Linked DNA regions of Homo sapiens: region 2 is linked to region 1. The links are chromatin contacts, found by Hi-C or POLR2A ChIA-PET in ENCODE. All regions are on one chromosome and are shown on one strand. Each heading gives the region's core, a stretch centred on a gene start or an enhancer-like site at or near the end of the contact. The rest is flanking DNA. Distances are from core to core; before and after follow the strand shown.

Region 1 (6,452 bases), core at 3,566-6,065:
GAGCTTTGGGGACTAAATATAGATCAAAGCCCCATCCTATATGCAGTCATCCAAGAAACAGGTTCCAAAGTGTGTCTGACTTTCTCCTCTCTTTCTGCTTTCAGAAATCATCATCCTTTCTTCCTCATGGTTCTTTTTCCTCCTTATAATCCCTCTTCCTTACCCGTTCTACAACCTCCTACCGGGAAAATTGTGAGGGCATTTTCATGTGTTAACTAACAGACTCGCTAATCCCCTGGTCTGAATACCTTTCCCTGTTTTCAGGGACCCAGAAATCTCAAGGTTACGTTTATTCCCTGACCTACTCCACCACCAGGGAGTCAGGACAAAATTCTGGCCCTTTCTTTCAGTGCTGTAAACCTCTCTTAACTCTATTTCCCAGTTCGAAACAAATAAGGTTCCCATTCATTGTGCATGTGGTGTTTGCATATGCCAAATTCCTCAGCCTTTAGACCATGAGTTATTCAACTGTATGAGAAGGAAAAAAGAAACACAAATGACTAAACAGCCAACTTAGGCCTCCCATTGCCCACACAGTGATGAGGATATACGAGAAAAAATAAAAAGCCCGGATGCCACGCTGTGCTGCTTACAATTAGTCAATAGGGGGTGGAAAGGGAAAGGAGAAACCAAGAAAAGAAAGGCGAAGTTGCTGCAGCCAAGTGTCTCATAAAATTGCCATGTTTTAGCCTGAGTTTATTGTCTGTTAGTGTTGGTAATTGAATTGCTTTCTCCACTGTGAGCTAGTATGGGAACCCACCTCCCTTTTCTATGATCAACATTGAAGTGTGTTCCCAGTTAAATCAGCCTCTTTGATTCATTCATCCATTCAACAAACACGGAGCCTCCACTGTTTGCAGAGTGGGACTCAGAATGCATTTGAAGTCTGAGAAAGGGCAGCAAAGAACCTATGTATGGGCACTTAGAGATTCCTACCAGCACATTGAGGGCTCCACAATAATACTTGACAAACTTCTCTGCATGTCTGCCTCATGAGTCCAGTCTCAGGTATATGGTTGTCCTAGCTGTAGCCTCCAGCTGGGAACCCAGGTGTCTGTTTTTGCTATTTTTCCATCTCTAATTCTGTCGCTAAAGAATCACTGTATAGTTCCTCACCTCCTATCTACAGTTGCACAGGTATTTATTTGGGGGATATACTAAAAATATAAATGAGATTATGGTTCCAAAAAGAACCATGTCACTGTGTGTATGCATAAACACACACGCATGTGCATGCTCACACATGCGCGCACATACACACACATTACTTTAGTTGTATTATTCTTTACTTCAGTTGATCCTAATATAATTAAAGCAATCAATATCTCTTCCCAAAGTGTAAGAATTTGGTTATGTGGTGCGGTTTACAATATCAAAGGCAACACATTGTACTTCTTGGATGGTTTTAATATAAAGAAGGCTGAATTACAGAAATTTAGGGTAGAGAGCAGGATTGAGGTCTCAATAAGTAGGGGGTTGTTATTGTAATCACAGCCTTTCACCAACTTGCTCTGAGACCTTGGACTAGTCACTTTTATTTTAAAATACAAACATACATATAAATAAAATTATAAATAGATTTCTATCTATAACTTTAACACCAACTATATGTGAAAACCGGAAGTATTAGTTTGCTAAGGCTACCATAACAAAATATTACAGACTGCGTGGCTTAAACAACAGACAGGTATTTTCTCCCAGTTCTGGAGGCTGAAAGTCCACCATCAAGGTATCTTTGGGTTTGATTTCTTCTGAGGCTCCTCTCCTTGGCTTGTTGATGGCCATGATGATGGCCGTCTTTTCTCTGTACGCGCATATCTTGGATATCTCTTCTTCTTGGCTTTAGTTTAACTTGAATACCTCTTTGAAGACCTTATCTTCAAATACAGTTCTATTCTGAAGTACTGGGATTAGGACTTTAACATATGAATTTCAGATGGACACAGTTCAGCCCATAACATTAGGTGCTAGGGCTACAAACTAAATGGGGCAAAAGGCAGTCCTTGAGACAGAAATAAAGTTAATTATACTGCAGCATAAGAAGTGCAGCAATAGAGGCAGCCACTGACTGGGTAGAGTGAGGGTACAGAAGCAAAATCAGCAAGTCAGCTTGACAGGGTCAAAGAAAATATCAAAAGGGAGACAGTATTTGCCCTGGGTCTTGCTGTCATAGTAGGAATTTTCCAGGAGAAGACTGAGAAAATGGAAGGGAAAACATGAGGAAGTGGCAGGGCATTTTATAAGGGTAGATATTTAAGGTCAACCCAGTGGCCTGTGTAGGCCAGTGCTATCTCACAGTAAGAACCTAGTGTGCTACTTGGGAGGAGAGAAATGTGTCCCAGACATCCTCAGCCAGTTAGACCCCTAACTGTTCTAAATCTCACTTGAGCCTATTTGAGCCATGGTGAATTTTGTAGGTCTTTACTCTGTGTGCAGTGCTGTCCGAGGGTCCCTGGAGGATAAAAGAGGCATGAAACCTGTCTCTTCACAATCTAGATAGGAAGATCAAATAGTTGAAATAACTGGAATAACATTACAAATCAACAAATGGATAATTCCCAAAACTACTCACTTCCTCTCCTTAAGGTATATGTTTTCTCCTGGCTAAAAAGAGGAATTTTAGACTGAATCTTCCCTAGGCTCTGCTAAAGGATCAAATGGGCTATGACAGGGTTTCTCGAACTTGAGTAATAGCCCCCCACAAAAAAATTCACAGATCTTCCCCATGTTGGCTTAAATTATTGACATTACTTAAGAGCATAGACTCAGGAGCCACACTGCCTGGGTTTGAATGTCATATCTGCCACTTACTAGTTCTAAGACATTGGTTAAATCATTAAACCTCTCTTTGCCTCTGTCTTCTCATCTGTAAAATGGGGATAATAACAATACTTATATTCATAGTATTGTTATGAAAATTAAATGTGTTAATATTTGCAAGGCACTAAAAAATGTTCCTGGTATGTTATAGGTGTTATATATGTGTTAAATACAATTTTCTATAAATGTATGAGGTAAAACTAGGAATGAAATCTTTATGCATATAGCTTTTGGGTGTAAAAACAATTGGAAAACTACTCAGCTATAAGGCAAAATAATTTGAAAATTAAGACAAAACTAGGAAGCAAGTAAAATTGAAGTTTACAGTGTTAATTCAATGTGACGAATCATGCTTTTGTTTAAACAAAATCATAGAAGTTGTCGTTAATTACATAAAGATTTAGACTCAGATCTAGTTCTACAGTGAATTTGCTTCTGTATTTTGACTCTAGTAATAATAATGCAGAGGAAGTCTCTGTGCATGCATAGTAAGCTTTTCAGAATGCTATGAATACTTTTAAGACTTTGTTTGCTAATTCAGAATAATCAGACCTCATTCTTTATCAGCACTCAATTAGTGAGCAGTCCTGGAATGCCAATTTTAATTAAATGTCATCATTACATTATTAGCCCCTGCATGAAATTGTTCTCTAAATCACAAAGTTGCTCAAGTCAGAAATTTGGAGGCCATTCCTGATTTCAACCTCTTTATTCTAATCCTTGAACTGAGCAAATCTTGACAAGTATTTTTTGACTCTGTCTTTTTCTTACCTACCTTGACACCAAAGGTGGCAACCATTTCTCTGGGTTTCTGCCAAGCCTCCTAACTACTCTCCCCCTCCACTCTCATGCTCCCAATTTTTCTCCTTAAAGAAGTTTACAGAAACTTTAAAAATATAAATATTATCCTATCTCTGCTGACCAAACTAAACTCTGATCAGCTCCAGGGCCTAGCATTGAAGGCAATGTACCACCTCTCCAACCTGTCTGAAGCCATCCCCCCTCATACACTACCCCAGCCATGCTGGCTTGCATTAATTTCCTTCCCAGGTAGTCAAGAATTTGCAGGCCTTGCAGCCTTTGCCCATGATCCATGATCCTTCTCTCTGTGGAATGTTCATTCCACATGGCTGGGTTTTTCTCTTCCTTCAGATGTCTGTGTAAAAGCTATGTCCTCAGAGAGGCCTTCACAAGCCTTTCTAATGACATTATTCCTGATCCCAGTTCATTATTCTCTATCACATGGTATTCATTTCCTTTATAGCATGTGTCACAAATTATAACCATAGTGATAGGGACAGGAGACAGGGAAATTCTGGGCAGATGAAGGAGGGTCCCTGGCCAGGATCCCACCCTCAAGCCAAAAGGCCTAATACCACCGTCCAAAGTGAGAACTTGCATCCTTGTTTTTACACTCAAATGTTGCCTTTTCCAAAACCACCCATGACCCCACTCTGCCCCACCCCCCATCCTGTGCCCATAAAAGCCCCAGGCTCAGCCAGTGGAGAGAGTAGAAGCAGCTGGACATTGGAAACTATGGTTTGATGTCAGAGAGAAGTGGCTTGAATTCAGAGGGACAGCTTGATGGCATAACTTCTGAGAGGAGTCTGGCCAGGAATGGCCAAACTCCAGGGGAAGATTACCTTCCCGCTCTGCCCTCTTTTCATTTCCCCTTCCCACCAAGAGCCGCTTTCATCAGTTATAAAATCACCTTCATTCACCACCTTCAATTTGTTCATGTTACTTCATTCCTCTTGGAGACTGGCCAAGAACTTGGATGCCATGAGTGTCAGAGCAAAAAGCTGTCACACTGACCCTCCACTGAGCTGTTAACACTTAAGCCATCTGCAGACAGCAAAGCTAAAAGGGCACTGTAACACTTCCTCTGGGCTTCGGGTGTTGCGAGCACCCTCCCCTAGATGCTGCTGAGGGGCTGGTACAGAGTATGCCCTTGCCAGTGCCCAAAAGCACTCACACCAGCTCCTGCACTTGCTTATCTGTGCTCCACCTCCCACAAGGGGTGGAGCAGTGAGTAAGTGAAGCTTGCCCCTGCCAGCACCCATGAACTCCAGTTCCTGCCCTTGAAGGGTCAGGAAAATATGCTGCTTTGATAGGCTTATTTATTTGCTTATTTACTTTTCATTCCCTTTGTGAAAATGTCGGCAAACTAAGCCCAGGCATCAAGGCAGATTCATGTACCTATGAGTACCCAATACATGGCACAATATCTGGCACATAGTAGGCACTTTAAAATATTTGATGAATAAATGTTTACTCTAAATCCATTATTGGTGGAATTCAGATCAGAAGAGTTCATCACATATTTACGACTACATTAACTCCAAAATGTACTTCTTCAAGTGGTCCATATAGATAGGGTTTTGGTAATACATCTTTTTGAAATGTGAATACAGAATCTTGGGCCATGGTGCCAGTTTTTTGTTTTTGACACATTGTATTAGTTTTATATGGTTGCTGTATCAAATCACCACAAATTTAGCAGGTTACAACAACCCAACTTTATTCTTCTACAGTTCTGTCATTCATAAATCTGACATGGATCTCATTGAGGTAAAATCAAGATGTCAGTAGGTCTACAATCTTTTCTGGAGGCTCTAGGGAAAATCAATTTCCTTGACTTTTTAGCATCTAGAGGCTGCCCACATTCCTTGGCTAATGGCCCCACCCCTCCACCTTCCAAGCCAGCAATGGTGACTTGAATCCCTCTTACTTTGCCTGTCTTTCACCCTTATTTGGTCAGGTATCTCTTTCTGACTTCAGCCAAGAAGGATTCTTCACTATTTTTTTTTTTTTGAGATGAAGTTTCACTGTTGTTGCCCAATTCTCCACTTTTAAGGAGATTACATGATTAAATCAGGCCCACTAGAATAAATCCAGGATAATATCTCTGTCTCAAGGTCTGTGACTTCAATCTTATCTGTAAAGTCCCTTTGTCACTTAAGTAACATTCCCAAATTCTGGGGCTAACTCAACTGTCTCAGCATTATTTTCTGCTTAAGTGACTATAAAACCTTCAGTCCTCAGGTATGCTATAATGTTTTCATTATCCTGAAATTATCATAAACACACAGCATAAAATGGACCCTAAAAGCAAGTGGATATCCTTACCATGTGGTCATCCAGATAGCATGGGATATCTGTATACAAATATATGGGTGCGTAATCAAACCACAATGTTCAAAAATGCTCCTTCATCTACAACAGGAATAAACCTTGAGAACATTATGCCAAGTGAAATAAGCAAGTTGCAAAACAAATACTGTATGATTCCACTCATTTGAGCTAACTAAAGTAGTGAAAATCATAGAAACATAAAGTTAGAATGGTGGGCTCCATGAGCTGGGGAGAAGGGGGAATGGGGAGTTATTGTTTAGTGGGTATGGAGTTTCAGTTGGGCAATATGGAAAAATTCTGAAGATAAATGGTGGTGGTAATGGTGACACAACAACGAGAATGTACTCAATGCCACTGACCTGTGCACTTAAAAATTGTTAAAATAGTAAATTTTATATTATGTGTATTTTATCTCAATAAAAATATTCCCCTCGCAAATGTATGAACTCCTGAGAACATATATATTCAGACCCATGGGGTTAGAGTCCCTAGTTTGA
Region 2 (6,808 bases), core at 3,714-6,213, 220 kb after region 1:
GGCCATGTAAACCATATAAACCAAGAATTACTTGGAAAATATTTCTAAAGAAGTGACCCAACAGTGTGGTGGGAGCAAATCAGAAGTAATGGCAAATGTTAGAGTTTTTAAATATTTATAGCCAATTTGTATTCTTAAGAGTATTTCATCTATTTATATTACTGATCTGCATGAAGTAAACAGATGCTTCCAGTAGCACATACTTCTACAACTAGTTGTTTCTTGACCAACACATTTTAGTAAAATGACAGTTTTAGTGCTTGTTTTAATGATGATATTGCAAAATAATTATAGTAACCATTATTTATGTGTTTATGAGTGTGTGCATTTGTGTATCATGAATGAACTAGAGCAAAGAAGCCCATAATATTGTCCACTAAAGTGGTCCATAGGCCAAACTAGCCAAAATGGAATTGTAAATTCCATTTTAATATTTGATAAACCAATACCCTATATCTATATTATATACACAAATGTTTATAAGTATAAATCTGCAAGATTTATCTAATAAATTAGAGTTGCGATCCTAATTTTTTCAGCTAAATGTAATTTTCCAAGCAATGGTTAAACCTAACTTAACAAAATATCTACACCGAAATATGACCCTTTTCTGGTGATAGTAACCTTCATTATCATCATTTATTCTAGACCTTCAAGGAATGTGTTGACCATTAAGTCCCAATATTTTTATACTCTATTGTGATCCTCTGAAAATGGATCATTCTGAGTGAGCACACCAAATGAAGTTTTTTAAAAGAGGAGGGGAGGTAAGTGTTCTAACTGGAGGCATTTGGACATTTATTGTGTTTGAGAATGTAGCCAATGTGGCTACAGAATATGAATGTTGTGCTATAGCCCTGTAGAAAACAGAGTTATTTTGGGGAAGACAACCTTTCTATGTAAATAAGGAAATATGGCTATTGTGTATGAATGTAAAAATATAGGGGAATATGGACAGTCTATAAATGAAACCTGGTTTCATACAGTAACTTTTGGAGATAACTCATGTAATCTGTTTTTCTTTGAGCATCAAAGATCTCTCTTAATTAAAACAAAATTGCTCTAAGTGACCCTCTGAACAATGATCCTGTGTTTAAAAGGCCAAGAAGGGTAAAAACAAAAACATCATGACACTGTCACACCACAGCCTGAGCACTTTATGACTGATGTCATAAAATGTAGATCAGCAATTCATAGGAAAGGAGGACACAAAGTAGATATTAATTAATCAGGTATGAAATAGATGCATTTTTCTATGTAACATGGTAATGGGATAATTACTGACCTATTTTGGAGTCCATGCAAAACTTAGAAAACGTATGTCAGTAATAGGAATTCTCTACTCAGATCCTAAACTCTCTCATACACATTCTCTCTCTCTCTCTCTCTTTGTCTAATAACCCAAGTAATTAGTTAAAAATTTTAGAAGACTTCGTAGCTGTCATTGTTATTATTCTAATTAAGTTATATTTTGCCCCCAAACGCTGTTTCTATCATAAGCACAGCCTGAAAAACTGAATGTGGGGTGGAAGTCAGAGTACATTTTTTCATAAAAGATTACTTTAAATAGTAATAACATAAAAATTAAAACACCATACTCTACCTGGGTGTTAAATTTTATTTCTATCTCGCTTCAAGGGAAATTTCTTTTATAGTAGCACTTAATTATTATGATTTAGACTATGATTTATTAAATTTAGCCTTTGTAAATAAATAATATACATTAGTTCTTACCTACTTTGATACTCTGTAACTAGAATAGCCTAAATATTGTGCTTAAGCCCACTGGCAGGACTTTTTCCCTCTCATCACAAACACCTAAATTGGAAAGTTCCTGTCTAAAGGAAATTATCCCAGAGTTTTAAAATTCATTCCTATTTATAACATTGAGAGAACTATTCCAATACAAAGAAGGAAAAGTTGACTTAAAGTAATTGATGTGACAAAATATAAACATTATTTCTAGAATATTCTGCATGTTAATCCAGGTAATCCACTTGAACTAAGATGTTATTCACACTTCCTATGAGCTAAGTTCTCATTCGCTGCCTGCATGCCAATAACAGTTAAATCCTATTGCCAGCATCTTCTGCCCCATATACAGGCACTCGTCTTTTTCTTTAAATATTTTTGTTTTTTTTATGTTATCTTGTCAAGGTGTCCATCTACCTCTGAACTTGATGAATATACGAAGACTTCCCATGACCACAGAACTATTTTCTCTTTCATATGACTGCCCAGATCATAAGTTTACCTTGTATTTTTTAGCCACTCCAGAGCTGAGGCACTTGCCTTAGGATGCTGAGTTTGTAGAATATTAGGTACCAGCCACAGTCATCTCTGTCCATATGCAGCCACCACGATCATTTGTTCCCACAGTGCTCCATGAACCATCTTTTCCACACTGTTTCATTGTGTTGGGCAGAAAATCTTGTAAAACATTAAATTGGTGGACACTCATTTACATGAAAGATGACTCAATTTTGAGGATAAAATATCCCTAAACATCACTGTAGTGCTGAATATCAGCAAACCTTTTAACTGGCAGAAAACTATCTTTTCCCTTTCCTTCTCAACTTACTCCTATCCATGAAGATGCCACATTTTAATTCTGCTGCATTCTGTCTCTTGGCATAATCCCATTTATTGCCATTTATATCATTCCTACTATAGCAACTCTCCCCCATACACATTCCATACTTAGAATTTCCCCTACTGTTTCTTAGCAAAATTCCCTTGTCCCAGGTTGGTTGTTCTCTGGGCCACATTCCAAGATACTCTAGAAGAATTAGCATGTGCTTATATGATAATATGCACAAATAACACAATTTATGACCTATCCCAACCACAAAGTGACAAATTAACACTTAGCATTATAATTACCCAAAGGATGGGAACTCCCAATGCTGGGAAATTTCAGGTAGACTTGTAGGAAGACAATATTTTGAACAGTGGTTGTGGCTTTCAATGTTCTTTGGGTCATTTGAGGGGTTGCTGATGCATTAGAAGAAGTAATACACAACACTGTACCACAAGCCGATGGTCCAGTTGTCATATAAACAGGTAATCAACATTCTTTGTGCTTCTCTGGTGTCATTTTCCTTTCCAGGTCTTACTCATAACAGTCAGTTTCCTGCATGGTATTTGAACAACTTAGAGAGAATCGAGTAATGGTAGCGCCCTTCTTCAGTGAAGGTTTCTTCCTGGAAACAGAACCGGAAGAAGCAAGTGGTCAAAGGTCACATTGGATCAGCTACAATGATGGACAGCAGGGAAGAGTCTCAATGGGTACTATTGTGTCCACGCTGGGCATTACCTGTGTTGCAGCCACACAGACCTGATTTAGGCTGCCCTTGCAAGTAGCAAGTACTAAACACCATTATTGTTTTGATGAAAAGGGTCCTGTGGATTGTTTTTGGTCTGCATGTTAACAAAGAAAAGAAGAAAGACAGCCAGGTTATTTCTTGAAAACAGCAAGAAAGACATTTTTCCCTTGAAAATGTACAAGATACATCTCCGCTGGAAACACACACATGCACACACACACACACACACACACAAACAAATGAAAAATCCTTTCATCCAGAATCTGTGGTTTGCTTTCTTTTATTCCTTAGTATACATGAGTATGTGAAAACACACAACACTCAGACATGCAGCCTGATCAAGTGATAATCTCTTATAATGTGCTTCTATTTAAAGCAACAAACAGATGGAGGGTTTATGAGTGAGGCTGGTAAAAGTAAAAGCAAATGACTGCAATAGTTGTACTTTTAATAGGATTCCCCACAATCCAAGACATTATTCCCTGAGGAACAAATTGTTCTTTAAAATTATGTTACTTAGGAAAGAGACAGTCGTCCTGACATTGCTGAGGCAACAGAGAGCTGCAGGACAGCCTTGAATTGCCGAGGTCTCTCCACTCAAGTCAGTGTCCTAGGGGAGGAAAGACAGTGATGTCAGGCACCACAATCCCCAAAGAACAAGCTCAGTGGAATAGGATAAAAGGAAGAAAGACCAAAGGGTAAAGGGGGTACAAAACATGTCTGGGCCCTGATTGAATTTATTACTTTCTACTTCTCAACTTTGAAAAACAAGGTTTGGGAAATTCCTACAGATTTAGGATAAACATGCAACATGGGTTCTACCTCTGCCAATTCAGACCAAAGTCTAGCTCTAGCACAGCAAATTTTGGTTAACACACAGTGGAACTGTAACCAACCCAGCACTTCATTATCACTATCCCTGCTTAAGAGAAACAAAGCTGACTATAATTCTATCAATAAGATGAATATACCTTAGTGATGGCCTTTAGGTAATTTATAATTAAAGCTAATCTTAATTAAAGTTATTACACCATTCTGGAAGAAAATAAACAACCCAAAGAGAGGGAAACAATGTGGTCAATAACTCACTCCAAAAATATGTTTTGCCTCCAAAGCTCACATTGAGGGAGACATTCCTGCGCATGATACAAATGGTTCTGACATTAAAAAAAGTAAACAAGTAAGAAAAATAAAGATGGAAAAATTCTGTGGTCAGTTCACAAGTGCTTTTTTATTGTTTGAGGCAGGGTTAAAGCCTTTTATAAAGACAAGGATATATGTGTGGCTAGATTGGATATGACATCTGACTCGTCTAGCTGCCCTTGCACAGAATTCTGGCTGCCCATATTATGCCAGGGAGAAAACATGTGTTGATGCTTCTAAACAATGACCCAGGGTGGGACCAAATGCAGATAATTTAAAGCATTTTTCCAGTGCTGTTTTGTAGATCAAACAGAGAAAAGGTACTCAAATCCAGTTACTAATGGATTTGAGAGATAAATGCAAACATTCAACATTCTCCAATTTTTCATGGTTTTGAGGATTTTAATGTTAACTTGTCTAAAGAACTGATTAACAAAGGTTGTGTAATCTCAAACAGGGACTCCTGCCAGCCTCAATACATGTCATTCAAGGCCTGTGTTGACTCAGTGGGCCAGAGGCTATGTAAACGGGCTAGAGCTGAGAAAGTAGGTTCTCCTTGGGCAGCTTAGGGATTCTGAGTCCCCATAGTTTTACAATAGCAGCTCCTAGTCCCTCAGTATCTATAACTTGGAGGGATTCTCTTTCAGGTTTTGCTGTCATCAAACTGACCTAATACTGGGAGGACAATGAACACTTGGTCTAAATGGAAGAAGCAGAAAAATAAACACTATCGTGTCAAGAACAATCAATCAACCTTTTGAACATCTTCTAGAGTGATTTGACTGGTGCACCAGCAAGTTAGATAAACTTTGAGTCACCCAACTAGCAATGATCACACTTATGTTCCTTGTGACATTAGTGCTAGTGCACAGCCAAGCATACAGGAAGACAGAGCACTGTCTCACAACCTGTGGATTTGATTTCTGAGAGGTCATGACAAAGATGCAAAATCCAAAAGGTTTGTGCCTTCTATAAAAACTCTTTGGTCTGGTGGGTGTTTTCAACAGTCTTAATTTTGTTTTTTAACCTCCTGACCCTTCACTCTATCTTTCATCACCTCACTCCCTTTAAATAGCACCCAAAGGAGCAAGCCAGCCCCACGCACAAGTATGGCCACAGGCATCACTGGAAGTGTGTACGGTTAAAAATAAATTAATAAATAAGAGTCCCTGGTGCAACCAAACCCTCATGCTGAGAAAGATGCCTTATGCCTTACACTGCATCATATTCAGGGCAAGAAGTGGATTTAGAGTTGAATGAAACAAGATAAAAGTCCACGCTTTTGTAGTCAGGGATTTAGGGAAAGCTATTTACGCCAATAAAGGGATTGTAGCAACATGAAGCCAGCCATAAATGTATGACCTGGCTGGGAAGTTATACCTTGTTCTCCGAAAAACTGCAAACTGAAATGCACCACCTGTCATAAAATCGATGCTAAAGGAAGGTGGAGGGGAAGAGACGGGAGCTATGTATATGCAGAATACAGGACGTTAAGATTTAAAAGGAGTGAGGGAGAATGGCCATCCCCTAAACTGTGACTATTTCACTAAAAATAAGCCCACAGCACGATGGTATCAGAGGGATTTCAATTCAATAGGCGAGCTGAGGACAGTCTTTCTCACTTGACTGCAGCCACTGAGCATGTCCAGGGAGGCCCCAGGTGTGACCTCTGCTCCCCTGTGAGCAGTGGCAGGACCAGGCAATCTATCATGGTGTTCATGCTGTCAGCCCTGTTGCTTTGCCACCGCTGTCTGTCACCCTGGTGGATGAGACCTGCTTAAGGGCAATCATGTCAATCTCTATGTGACCACTCAGTCTAAGGCAGAAGGATCATCTTGACAGGCCTGGCAAAGTCAGCGGAAGGTACCAAAAGCTGAAGTCATAGCTTTTCCCAAAGAGAGGCAATGTGGGCTATTGTTTTTTCTTTAGCGTTTTCTTTATTTTTGATTTCCCTTTTGATTTTATTTTCATGAAATGGGTGAAGGTATACAGAAGTTGGCTTCAGAGCTGGTCATCTCGGATAAACCTGTTGCCCTCTGAGTTTTTCCCATAGTAAACGTAGCGACACTTCCCCAGGACACCTGCAAATAAAAAGACACACATCATTACAGGTGGCACACTTAGCATAGCAGGGAAACACAGGTGCTGAAAAGCAGACATGCAAGATAATCATAGATCCAATGGGCAGCAGAAAGTGGATGAAGCTCCAGAAGGGAAGAACTCTCCCTTTTTGTCCTCACAGACAAGAAGATTCTGTCAACCTCAGAGTTGACATTGAAATAAAATGTCACTACAAGTATAGGCTCCTAGGAATATCACTTTCTGCATGACTTCTCTTC

What was found. A loop is a pair of places that touch in the nucleus more often than their neighbours do. ChIA-PET counts read pairs that join two places held with the same protein, here RNA polymerase II (POLR2A). Pooled maps may share reads with other maps.
Region 2: a pooled map of right cardiac atrium shows a loop between it and region 1 (2.0-fold over the local background). The contact joins two enhancer-like sites. A Hi-C loop is called at or near these places in 1 of 50 pooled maps. POLR2A ChIA-PET finds 5 or more read pairs at or near these places in 2 of 52 experiments (H1 and SK-N-SH).

The regions. Positions count from the first base shown.
Region 1 is chr10:76,773,419-76,779,870 of GRCh38, reverse strand. No RefSeq gene overlaps it. Among named protein-coding and RNA genes, the nearest start is that of KCNMA1-AS1, 110 kb to the left of the region's middle. RefSeq lists an enhancer at 1-798. Within about 2 kb of position 4,815, at least 3 of the 41 ENCODE cell types and tissues checked have a DNase peak (open chromatin) inside an H3K27ac peak, as active enhancers do.
Region 2 is chr10:76,556,951-76,563,758 of GRCh38, reverse strand. LRMDA (leucine rich melanocyte differentiation associated) reads right to left here. Exons shown (of 7, transcript NM_001305581.2): 7 at 3,591-6,550. The coding sequence ends at 6,471. Among named protein-coding and RNA genes, the nearest start is that of KCNMA1-AS1, 330 kb to the left of the region's middle. Within about 2 kb of position 4,963, at least 7 of the 41 ENCODE cell types and tissues checked have a DNase peak (open chromatin) inside an H3K27ac peak, as active enhancers do.